Linked DNA regions of Homo sapiens: region 2 is linked to region 1. The links are chromatin contacts, found by Hi-C or POLR2A ChIA-PET in ENCODE. All regions are on one chromosome and are shown on one strand. Each heading gives the region's core, a stretch centred on a gene start or an enhancer-like site at or near the end of the contact. The rest is flanking DNA. Distances are from core to core; before and after follow the strand shown. Region 1 overlaps LOC105378054 (a long non-coding RNA gene). Region 2 overlaps PPP1R14C (protein phosphatase 1 regulatory inhibitor subunit 14C).

Region 1 (5,363 bases), core at 1,516-4,015:
GCTAACAATTAAAATCAATTTTGATTTCGTAATTGGGTCACTTTGCATGTTAAAACAGGAGTTTTGAAATTAATATTAATAACCACAGGTGCTGCAGTTCACAAGCTGATGCAAAAATGAGGACTAGGTGCTGGAGGAAAAGAGGGAGAAAAAGGAGAAAGGAAACGGGAACCCACAACTCCTTCATTAGTACAGAGCCCCAGAAATGATCTGGAAGGTCAGTCCATTTTACAGAGCAGGAGACGAGACAAGGGAGGCCAGCAGTTGCCCAAAGTTCATAGCTAAGTAGCGGTAGAGCAAAGGCTGGCCCCTCAGCCTCCTCTGGGCTGAGAATTACATGGCAGAAATATACATCTCTCCTCACTCCTCTTATCAAACTGGCCAGAGCCACAGAGTTTATCTTCATTTACACTGACCATCTCATATTTCTTCTCTTAAGAAAGTGAGCGTTAGATTGTGTGCCCAGGATAGTCTGGTATACATTTTTGTTCAATTCCACTGCATCCTTTTCACTCTCAACATTATGTGGTTTGAATAATTATATGGTCATCCTAGGGGTTAGCCTGTCAAACAGGGTGAAGGAGTGAAAGTGAGGGGCAGGACTGCTAGCATCTGCCAGGCCTCAGGGACAAATACAAGCTAAGGTGTTCTGGGATCTGCTTTAAGACTGCAGGTCCACATTCGATGGCTTGAAACATGTGTTAATAATGCACTGGTTTGGCCAGGCGTGGTGGCTCATGTCTGTAATCCCATCACTTTGGGAGGCCGAGGCGGGCGGATCACAAGGTCAGGAGATCGAGACCATCCTGGCTAACAGGGTGAAACCCCGTCTCTACTAAAAGTACAAGAAATTAGCCAGGCATGGTGGCGGGTGCCTGTAGTCCCAGCTACTCGGGAGGCTGAGGCAGGAGAATGGCGTGAACCCAGGAGGCGGAGCTTGCAGTGAGCCGAGATTGTGCCACTGCACTCCAGCCTGGGCAACAGTGCAAGACTCTTTCTCAAAAAAAAAAAAAAAAAAAGCACTGGTTTTATTCTCCAAGCCATTGCCATAGGCATCGATGAAGTTGAAAGGGTCTTTTGTCCTTTGAACTCCCCAGTGGTTTTCTCTGTGCACACAAGGCTCAGTGCTGGTTTCCAGTCCGAGCAGCTCAGCAGCAGCCTCAGGGCATGAACTGGCACCTTCAGCACATCTGTACCCACCGCTCCAACAGCCGCAGGGCCAGAGACAGTGATGTTGCATGGTCTAGAGAAAACCCTTGCCCCCTCGGAGGTATGGCTTTGAAATGGATTGTTCTGTAAGAAACAGAAAGGCTAGAAATGTTTACTTGGTGCTAAAAAACAAGGACCTAAGTCTCACGAGAAGACTCCACACACTCCTGAGTGTGACTCCAAGCATTTTAACATCTAGTTAATAAAAGCAGGAAGGAGGGGGAGGGACACGTTGTGAGCAGATTTCCAAAAGCATGCCCTGGGGATGGGGTGGGGACAGGGGCTGGTGAAATGCAGATTCCTGATCACCACCTGAGATCCCCTGGTCTTCGAGACGGCATCGGTACAGAGAACCCCAGGTGATTCCAGCATACACCGAACATTTGGGAGACTGACTGAGGAACGTTTTTCAATATACTCTGACCATTCCTGTCTCTTCCTGCCTTCTTTACTGCCTTGAGGTTGCTTAATGGGCTTTCTTCCCAGAGCTGAAGGTGAGATCCTTGAAGACAGATTTTGATTAATGAAAGAAAGAATCAATCAACAAAAGAAAGGCAAAAAAGGAGCAAGGAAGGAAGGAATCAATTACGTGAACGTGGATCCCAAGAAGAATTTCAAGCTGCTTTCGCTCAACAGCCTCCCCACTTTCCTCCTTAGGTGATGCAGGAAATTCACGTGCATCCTGGGTTCACATGATCCAGAATCACGCGTCTCCACCCTATATCCTCCCAATAGGTTCCAAGTCGAATCTCTCCACGGCCTCGCCATCTGCCTGCAGCCTTGTCCATATAATTCCACAGCACCTTCAGATGTCTTTTTCCACAGTGCCATGAAGTGGAAATTAGGAAACACCAAGATTATTCTGTCACAGACATATTTGCTAGCCTTCTCTTTAACTGATTGACACGGGGGAAAGTGCTTTCAGTTAGCTTGCTATAGAGTGGGACAAGAAAGCCACGTAGTCATAAACATGTGCCTTTTAAAAATCAAATCCTACAACCAGTACGAGCCTGATGGATGCAACGTCAGCGACTGCTCAATGGCTTCTCTCTGGAAGGTGCTTTTTGTCCCCAGGCGGCTGAAGGTCATAGCATTAATCTGTTCTCCAAACCCTCAATCTTAGGCCCCTCTCCTCCCTTCTGGTTTCTTTCTTTCCCAGCTCTGTTTCCTGGATGCTCTGACTGTCAGCAATAACAAGGACAAAGGTAGGGCAAGGGACCTAAAAGGACGAAGGAGTGTGGAGGAGGAGGAGAAGCGCTGGGGTGGCTGTTTCACCTTCAGCACACACTCCAGGCTGCTCTGACGGAAAGACCCAGGAAGGCCATTCATTGCAGACTTTTCTCACCCTGCCAAGCTGGACAGCTCGAGAACAGGCCATGGAAGTGGTTTCTCCCCTGAGACCATCATTTCAAGACCTATTTGCCCTTTGAGGCTACCCACGTGTGACCCTGGGAGATGTGTGTGGCTATATTTCACCTCAAACCCTAACCTCAGCAGCTGTGCTGTTTGGTTGCTCAGCCGCGGAGCAGCAGGTGGCCTTCTGCTGTTACCCATGAAGGGGTCAAGCTAGGCCAGGCCTGCTGGGAGCCCAGTGAAGATTTACTGGCAGTGATGCCTCCAACACTTCTTTCTCCAGAGCGAGAGCAACAGCAGGTGAGGCATCCATGACCAGCCTGTCACTTTCCTCGGGGAAAGAGAAAGGAAGCCATATGCTGACCTTTCGTGTGCAGAAGTAGCACAGTCAGAGCATATGTCCAGGAGCTGCAGAGACGCCATACGCATAGCACAGCCTTTGTCCAAACACTTTTCCAAGAATAAAAAGACTTCATTAATGCAATGCACTCCCTCACACCCCCCAGACGCCAGCTAGCCTCTTGATGATTTCACCGGCCAGTTTCTTTGTTGTCTGGAGAAGGTTGTGGGCTCTTCTGTCTATCTTCCAGATAGTGGAGGCCAGATGGGCAATAGACTAAGAATAGGGGCTAGCACTGCAGCAGTTTTGTTAAGCTAGCTATACAAAATAGAACTTTCTGGCTGGACACAGTGGCTCACGCCTATAATCCCAGCACTTTGGGAGGCCAAGGCGGGAGAATTGCTTGAGCTCAGGAGTTTGAGACCAGCCTGAGCAATAAAGCGAGGCCTCCATCTTTACAAAAAAAGAAAAAGAAAAAAAATTAGCTGGGCATGGTGGTGCATACTTGTGATCCCAGCTACTAAGGAGGCTGAGGCAGGAGGATCACTTGAGCCCAGGAGTTTGGGTTGTAGTGAGCCATGATTGCACCACTGCACTCCAGCCTGTGAAACAGGGTGAGACCTTGTCTCAAAAGAATAAAAAATAAAAATTTGTTGATGGAGTAATGAATATTGCAGTGGAAAGCAATGATATTGTCCAAGGTTGAGTCTCTGCAAGAGAATAGATCTGTATCTGCAAGATGAGGGCCTCGATCACATGTATGTAGATGTGGACAGACAGGCTGACTCATGCTCAGGTTGTTTTTAAACGCCTGTGGCTTTAGGGGGAAAAAGACAAAAAGAAGGAAAAGTGCCCAGATTTGACAGTGTGTGGTACAAGTTTAGGTGAGTTTTTTCTTTCTTCCTACAGGATAGATTTTCCAATATTCCTATAGGATAGATTTTTCCAGTCTCCTATGGCAAGCGTTTGTTACCATCATAATCAGAAAGAAGATGACACAGTGTCCCAACACTGGATTTACTATAGTCTACACCATGCAAATGAATTAACTCAGTGTCAGATGCCTCATCAAAGGTGGGGGAGAACAGGCATGGTTGAGTCATTCCCACAAATCAAGCAGTTGGAATCCATGAAGAAACTGTCTTCCACAGCATCAGAGCACCTTCCGCCAGGAACGTGCCTGAACCCGCCTGGCCCTGGAGGTAAAGTTTAGAAGCAGAGACTGGTTAGGAACCAACCAGCCACACTGAGACACCAGCTAAACGCCGGTTTCCATAAACCTCTTTAGGAGCTTAGGAACTTCAATTTTATTGACCATCAACCATCCAGTCTTAGATAAAGGGTCAGGGAGCAACATTTGAAGAGGAAGAAAGGGAGATGAATGGGCTCCCTCTGGCCCATTCGATTCTGTGCCTCTGACCCAGAAAACTGGTCATTGTCAGCTCTTCTCTTGGGGCTTGCCCCAGCCTGGATTAGCAAATCATTTCTGCAAACTGTGAATGCCTTGAGTACAGATTTGCTGGGATGTGGGGTTTGGGGAGGAAGGTAGAGTAGAGGATGTGTGCTCAGACCTTTCTGGGTAAATATATTAAATCATGTCTGTTTAAAATAGAAAGCTAGTGAGAATGTTCCCTCTTGCCAGCTTCCAGCATTGATCTTTCAGGGCATACACTGAACAAGGAATATCTAGGTCTTCTTCAGGGCAGCCAGTATTTTTACCAGGGCAGCCCTGATGACGTCACTGGGAAAGTTCCTTTTTCTATTTTCTTTTAGTCCCTTTATCTACAGGCACAGCTGCTTAATGAAACCAGAAGGCCTGGGATGGCACCAGAGCTTACTGACCACTGACCAAAGAGCAGAGGAAGATAAGATGCCACAAAACCAGCACAAACCGGAATAGATGACCCTTAGTTGCCTTCAGATCATTAACATATCATTATAATGCTAAAATTTCCTCCCCCAAAGGAAAATCTCCACCATTTTGTGTACAGGTGATATATGAACATATATATTTATGAATTAGGCATATCTGGAGTCCCGCCCTGCACATGCAAACACGCTTCTCTCGCCCTGCACCTGGTCCTTAAAACCCCACACCTTCTATTGTTTGGGAAGAAGCTACCTTTCGAGTGAGAGCCACCTTCTCCATTCCTTGGCTAGTGAATAAAGCCTGATTGCTTTTTCCAGCTGGATGTTCTTTTTTTGTGACTGACACAAAGTGGTGAAAAAACCCAGTTTATCAGTGACAATATGGCAGCTCTTTATCTATCCCAACCTTCTGCTAAGGGCTTTCTTATATTGCAAACTGAATATCCCAGACTCTCCTGCAACTGAGGTTTCCTTGTGATTGTGAATGGCCACCCAAAGGCCCTCATGCAGCCTTGAATTAGGAACTCATTTAAGTAGAAAGGGAGGCAGGGCTCACAGGAAGCTTTGTAGCCAACAGGTTTGGTGTTAGCTT
Region 2 (5,363 bases), core at 1,504-4,003, 88 kb after region 1:
CAAGACCATCCTGGCTAACATGGTGAAACCCTGTCTCTACTAAAAACACAAAAAATTAGCCGGGCGTGGTGGTGGGCGCCTGTAGTCCCAGCTACTCAGGAGGCTGAGGCAGGAGAATGGCATGAACCCAGGAGGCAGAGCTTGCAGTGAGCCGAGATTACTTCACTGCACTCCAGCCTGGGCAATAGGGCGAGACTCCGTCTCAAAAAAAAAAAAAAAAAAAAAAGGTAATTCCTGTTCTTCTGTTCCCACACCGATCAATCTTCCGCAGGACCCGCCCATCAGGAAGGCATGCCCTGAGCACAGAAGGGTCTTTTTAAAATTCCAATTCACCTTCAATCTCTTCTGAACAAAATGTATGATTTTAGAATGTGTTGTATAAACATTTGTCTGATCATTTAATTAAGCTATTACCAAAAGAAGATTCATGAAAATACATTATTTCACCATCAAACCAGCAAATCTAGAAGAAGACTAATTAATCCAGAAGACTAATCTGTTCTAAATTAGAGATCCTTAATGTTTTAAGCACATAAATACAAGGTTAAATTTTGACAAAACAACAAATTAGAACAACCACCCAATAAAATAAAGAAACCCTGATAATAAACAGACCTTTCTCCAACAGTGACTAAAACTATGTTAGAATATAATATTCTACTTCAGTTTTTTTACATTGTTGAGTCTTCTGTGTGAGTGAAAAAATATTGAAAAGGATCAGATTAAATGTGATGTGGTTATTCGGTGTAACATATATCTTTGGGATTAAAACAAATATTGTGAAAACCAATCAGTTGTAGAAATACAAATCATGCCAAGAAGTAAAGCATGTAAAAAATAAAAAACAATGACTAAGTCAAGTACCATTTAACTGTGGTCAAGGAATGTAAATCTTGTCAAGATCCTGTAGTCAAAAAATATAAATCGTTCTATCATAAAGACAGTGCACATGTATGTTCACTGCAGCACTATTCACATTAGCAAAGACATGGAATCAACTTAAATGCCCATCAATGATAGACTAGATAAAGAAAAGTTGGTACATATACACCATAGAATACTACGCAGCCATAAAAAGAAAGAGATCATGTCCTCTGCAGAAACATGGATGGAGTTGGAGGCCATTAACCTTAGCAAACTAATGCAGGAACAGAAAACCAAATACCACACATTCCCAAAAGTAGAAGCTAAAAGATGAGAACACATGGACACACAGAGGAGAACAACACACACTAGGGCCTTAAGGGTAGAGGGTGGGAGGAGGGAGAGGATCAGGAAAAAGTAACTAATGGGTGCTCATCTTAATACCTGGGTGACAAAATAATCTGTACAACAAACTCCCATAACAAAAATTTACATATATAACAAAACTTCACTTATACCCCGAACTTAAAAGTTGAAGTTAAAAGCATGCAAACACACACACACACACACACACACACACACACACACACACACACAGAGAAAGAGAAAGGCCAAGGTGGGCAGATCACCTGAGGTCAGGAGTTCAAGACCAGCCTGGCCAACATGGTGAATGAAATCTTGTCTCTACTAAAAATACAAAAATTTGCTGGGCATGGTGGCAGGTGCCTATAATCCCAGCTACCCAGGAGGCTGACGCAGGAGAATCTCTTGAACCCAGGAGGCGAAGGTTGCAGTGAGCCAAGATTGCACCATTGCACTCCAGCCTGGGCGACAAGAGTGAAACTCCGTCTCAAAAAAAAAAAAGACTAAGTCAAGCATAACTTAAAAGAAAAGTCAAACCTGACCACCCCACACCACTGCTTCCATGGCTCCTCACTCAGCTGAAAATTCTGACTCCCTGGCTTGGCCCACAAGGTCCTCCTGGTTGGACCCCAGCAACTTCTCCAGCTTTGCCTCATTCTTAGCAGCCACCCCCAGCTGGTATCCATTTCCTGAACTTTCTCCCCCTTTCTTCCCCAGGCTCTCAGTGCTCAGTCTTTGAGTCAGCCACCTACTGGTCCAGGCCGTCCCCAGCTTCAGGTCATCCCCCGCCTCAGGCCCTGACCCCACCTTGGCCTCTAGCAAACACTGTTGGTTGGCTTCTCCCTCTCTGAGCCGCCATGATGTTTATCAACCACTCTGGAGCCCCGGAAGCCCAGGTCCTGACACAGTGTGCAGAGGCGCTGCTCCCCAAAGCTTTTCCAGCTTCAGATTGTCAAAATCAAGTTGACAGGATGTGGAGCTCACCTATGCAATGACAAGCCTATGGATCAGTCAGTATTGAAGGTCACATAAAGTCCAAACACACAGCAGGGCTCAGCAAAAGCCCAGTGGAATAACTGAGTTTGCTGAGGGGACTGTCCGGTAACACACTCCCCTCTGAGGCCCAGCTCTAAATTACGCAGGGCATTTGCTCTTCAGACCAACAGTGGAATTATATCCTTCAAAGTGGATGGGAAAATTGCTCCTGAGGGCTTTTGAAGACCATACCTAGAGGAACCGCCTGTTTGCTAAGCTTCCTGGAATTAATGTCTTTTCTCCCTGATTAAATAAAACAATTAATTATCGGAACTGAGGGTGGAGATGTGGCAAGGGGCATTCCTTTTTAGAAGCCCTGAGAACAGTGGGGCCCCACTCCATTTATCGCAAACCCATCCTTGGTCACGGGAGCATCAAAGACCAGGCACGAATATTCTGGTGGCCTCCTTCCAGCGACAGGGTAGGGCTGGGCTTTGCTGCCCCTCTGAAGTTGGGTGTGACTAAGGGACTTGCTTTGCCCAGTGAACTCTGATGTGAAGTGATGTGTGCACTTCCTGGTAGAGGCTTTAGGAGCCGATAGGTGCCACGCCTGACCCTTGCCTGCCTTGCTAGTCATGGCCACATGTGTCTACACAGAGCCTCAGCAGCCTAGGTCCCTGAGTGATGGTGAGGGTAGAACCCCTACATCAGCCAATATAAGCTACACAGCACGAGTGAGAATATGACTTGCTCGGTTTAAGCCACTGAAAGTTTGGGTCACTCCTGAGTGTAACATAGCCTCGCCTATCCTCACCGACACACAGAGCTGATTTGTCACTGCTTGCTGGAATAATAAATGATCATCAGCTTCCTAATACAGACAGGGAGGCCGCAGAGCTATTATGCAGAGGTAGCCTTCACTCTGTGGAGCCCTGAGCCCTGCACCCAGCAGCCAAGGGTAGGCAGAAACACAGCATCTTCCAATCACACACATCATCTGTCAGACTCTATGCTCAGTGCTAGGAATATGGTAGTGGACTGTTGCTGGAAATTCCTGTGGTTAATGCAAGGATGGTCCCCATGGCAAGACGAGCAGTCAGGAAATCGATGAGGTAGCTGGGAAGGGCAAAGAGTAAAGGGCAGATTGCAGGAGCCTTGCAGGTCTGTGTGACTTTCATGAGACATGGTCGGTGTCAGGCTGACTACTGCTAGGCACTTCTCTAAGGGTTTCACCTGCATTTAACCCCTTCATCCTCACAACTACCCTGTAAGAGAGGCAATACCATTGTTGACATGTTATAGATGAGGAAATCGATAAAGAAAGAAGTTGAGTAAATAATGGACCCGTTGCAACCCAGTCAAACTGAAAAGCAGGAAGTGAGAATGCTACTACATCAGAAATAGAGGATAGTTAATAACAGCCGGAAATTAAAAGGGGGAAAGACCTGTAACTAAATGTGATAGCCAGGAGCCAACAACAGATGGTATGTTTAGGTGAGAAGGTCCTGGCTGCCCAACCATGGGCATGAGGGAGTGAAGGGAGAATTAGTCAATCCCACTGCCAACAGATGAATAAAGCCATAACTTCATGATCAAGCATATCTCAGCCAGGCTATACGGCTACCCATGTGTGTCCAGCTTTGGTTTGTTCAAATAGATAATTTCATTCATTCACCAACTCATTCACAAATCTTTCTGGGCACCAGCCCTGTGTAAGGCACTGTGTCTTACACTCCAGGACACAACAGTAAACAAAATCATGCGGTGGCTGCTCTCAAGGAGGCTTTCAATCAAGGGGAGAAACTAGACAGACTGGGAGTAAGGACCCACTGAGGGCAAAAGAGAGGCCACTTGTCCGCATTTTTGGCAGAGAGAAGTCCAAAATATGCTTAAAAAGTGCTGTCTCCAAGATATAGGTATAGTAACGACAAAACACAACATGTGGCCATGAAGAGGATGGGGTGGGGGAGGGGACAAAAGGGATATGTTCTGAGAAATGCATCCATAGGTGATTCTGTCATTGTGCAAACATCACAGAGTGAACTTACACAATCTAGATGGTACAACCTACTCCATGCCTAGGCTGTAGGGTATGGCCTATTGCTCCTAGTCCACACACCTGTGCAGCATATGACTGTCGTGCCAGATACTATCTACCAGGAGGTGGCTGGATATCCCCTTCCAAAGGAAGTTAGGCTCGCCTAGGAGCAAGAGGAGGTGGTATGATGGAGACGGCCCCTCCATGCTCCATTTGTGCCTTAAAAGCACAAAGACATGATTGGTCACAGGCTGAGTCCCTCCTATGCTCTCATCACATCCTACCTGGGATACTCGTTCTCCACGCGCACTTGGATGTGTGACTACACCTGCAAATTAGTTGCTAAGGAACCCACATATTAACTTCTGAATCTATGACAGAGAATAAAATAACATTCAACTTGCCTGATTAGCTCACGGGGTTGTCACAACTAATCCTTCTTCAAAAACCAAAAGAATCACTCACCTACCATCAATAGGAACTCCTTAAAACTTGGGAAATATGTGAACTGTCGGAAAGTAAGCGTTACACCATAGCAAGTCTCTGCTGTTTCTCTCAGATGTTTAAAATAAACATGCTTATAAATATACATCAACATGAGATTCTATATAAACCACTGAAACTTTTGTTTCACTTGCTCATCTTAAGAAATGTCCCAGTTTGGGCCGGGCACGGTGGCTCACGCCTGTAATCCCAGCATTTTGGGAGGCTGGGTGGATCACGAGGTCAGGAGTTCAAGACCAGCCTGGCCAAGGTGGTGAAACCCCATCTCTACTAAAAATACAAAAAACTAGCCAGGTGCAGTGGCAGGCGCCTGTAATCCCAGCTACTTGGGAGGCTGAGGCAGGAGAATCGCTTAAACTCGGACAGTGGAGGTTGCAGTGAGCCGAGATCGCACCTTTGCACTCCAGCCTGGGTGACAGAGTGAGACTGCGTCTCAAAAAAAAAAAGAAATGTCCCAGTTTGGTGACTTGGTAGAACCCGCAGTCAGATGTTAACCAGGTTCATAATAACTTTCTCTGTACTACGACATTTGGAAGCATTTTTCTGAACACTGAATTTCCCTGAAGTCCTAACACAAAATATGTTTATTTTTTATTCTACTTCCTTTTTGTACAGGTGG

What was found. A loop is a pair of places that touch in the nucleus more often than their neighbours do. ChIA-PET counts read pairs that join two places held with the same protein, here RNA polymerase II (POLR2A).
Region 2: a map of OCI-LY7 shows a loop between it and region 1 (4-fold over the local background). The contact joins two enhancer-like sites. A Hi-C loop is called at or near these places in 1 of 168 maps with a recorded cell type or tissue (OCI-LY7). POLR2A ChIA-PET finds 5 or more read pairs at or near these places in 7 of 52 experiments (AG04449, BJ, HEK293T and 4 more).

Annotation. Positions count from the first base shown.
Region 1 is chr6:150,271,458-150,276,820 of GRCh38, reverse strand. The region is part of intron 1 of LOC105378054 (a long non-coding RNA gene); the gene reads right to left. Among named protein-coding and RNA genes, the nearest start is that of IYD, 95 kb to the left of the region's middle. RefSeq lists an enhancer at 2,731-3,231 and a cis regulatory region at 4,430-5,363. Within about 2 kb of position 2,765, at least 3 of the 41 ENCODE cell types and tissues checked have a DNase peak (open chromatin) inside an H3K27ac peak, as active enhancers do; they include OCI-LY7, where a contact is called at or near this core.
Region 2 is chr6:150,183,346-150,188,708 of GRCh38, reverse strand. All of the region lies in intron 1 of PPP1R14C (protein phosphatase 1 regulatory inhibitor subunit 14C), which reads right to left. Among named protein-coding and RNA genes, the nearest start is that of PPP1R14C, 43 kb to the right of the region's middle. Within about 2 kb of position 2,753, at least 5 of the 41 ENCODE cell types and tissues checked have a DNase peak (open chromatin) inside an H3K27ac peak, as active enhancers do; they include OCI-LY7, where a contact is called at or near this core.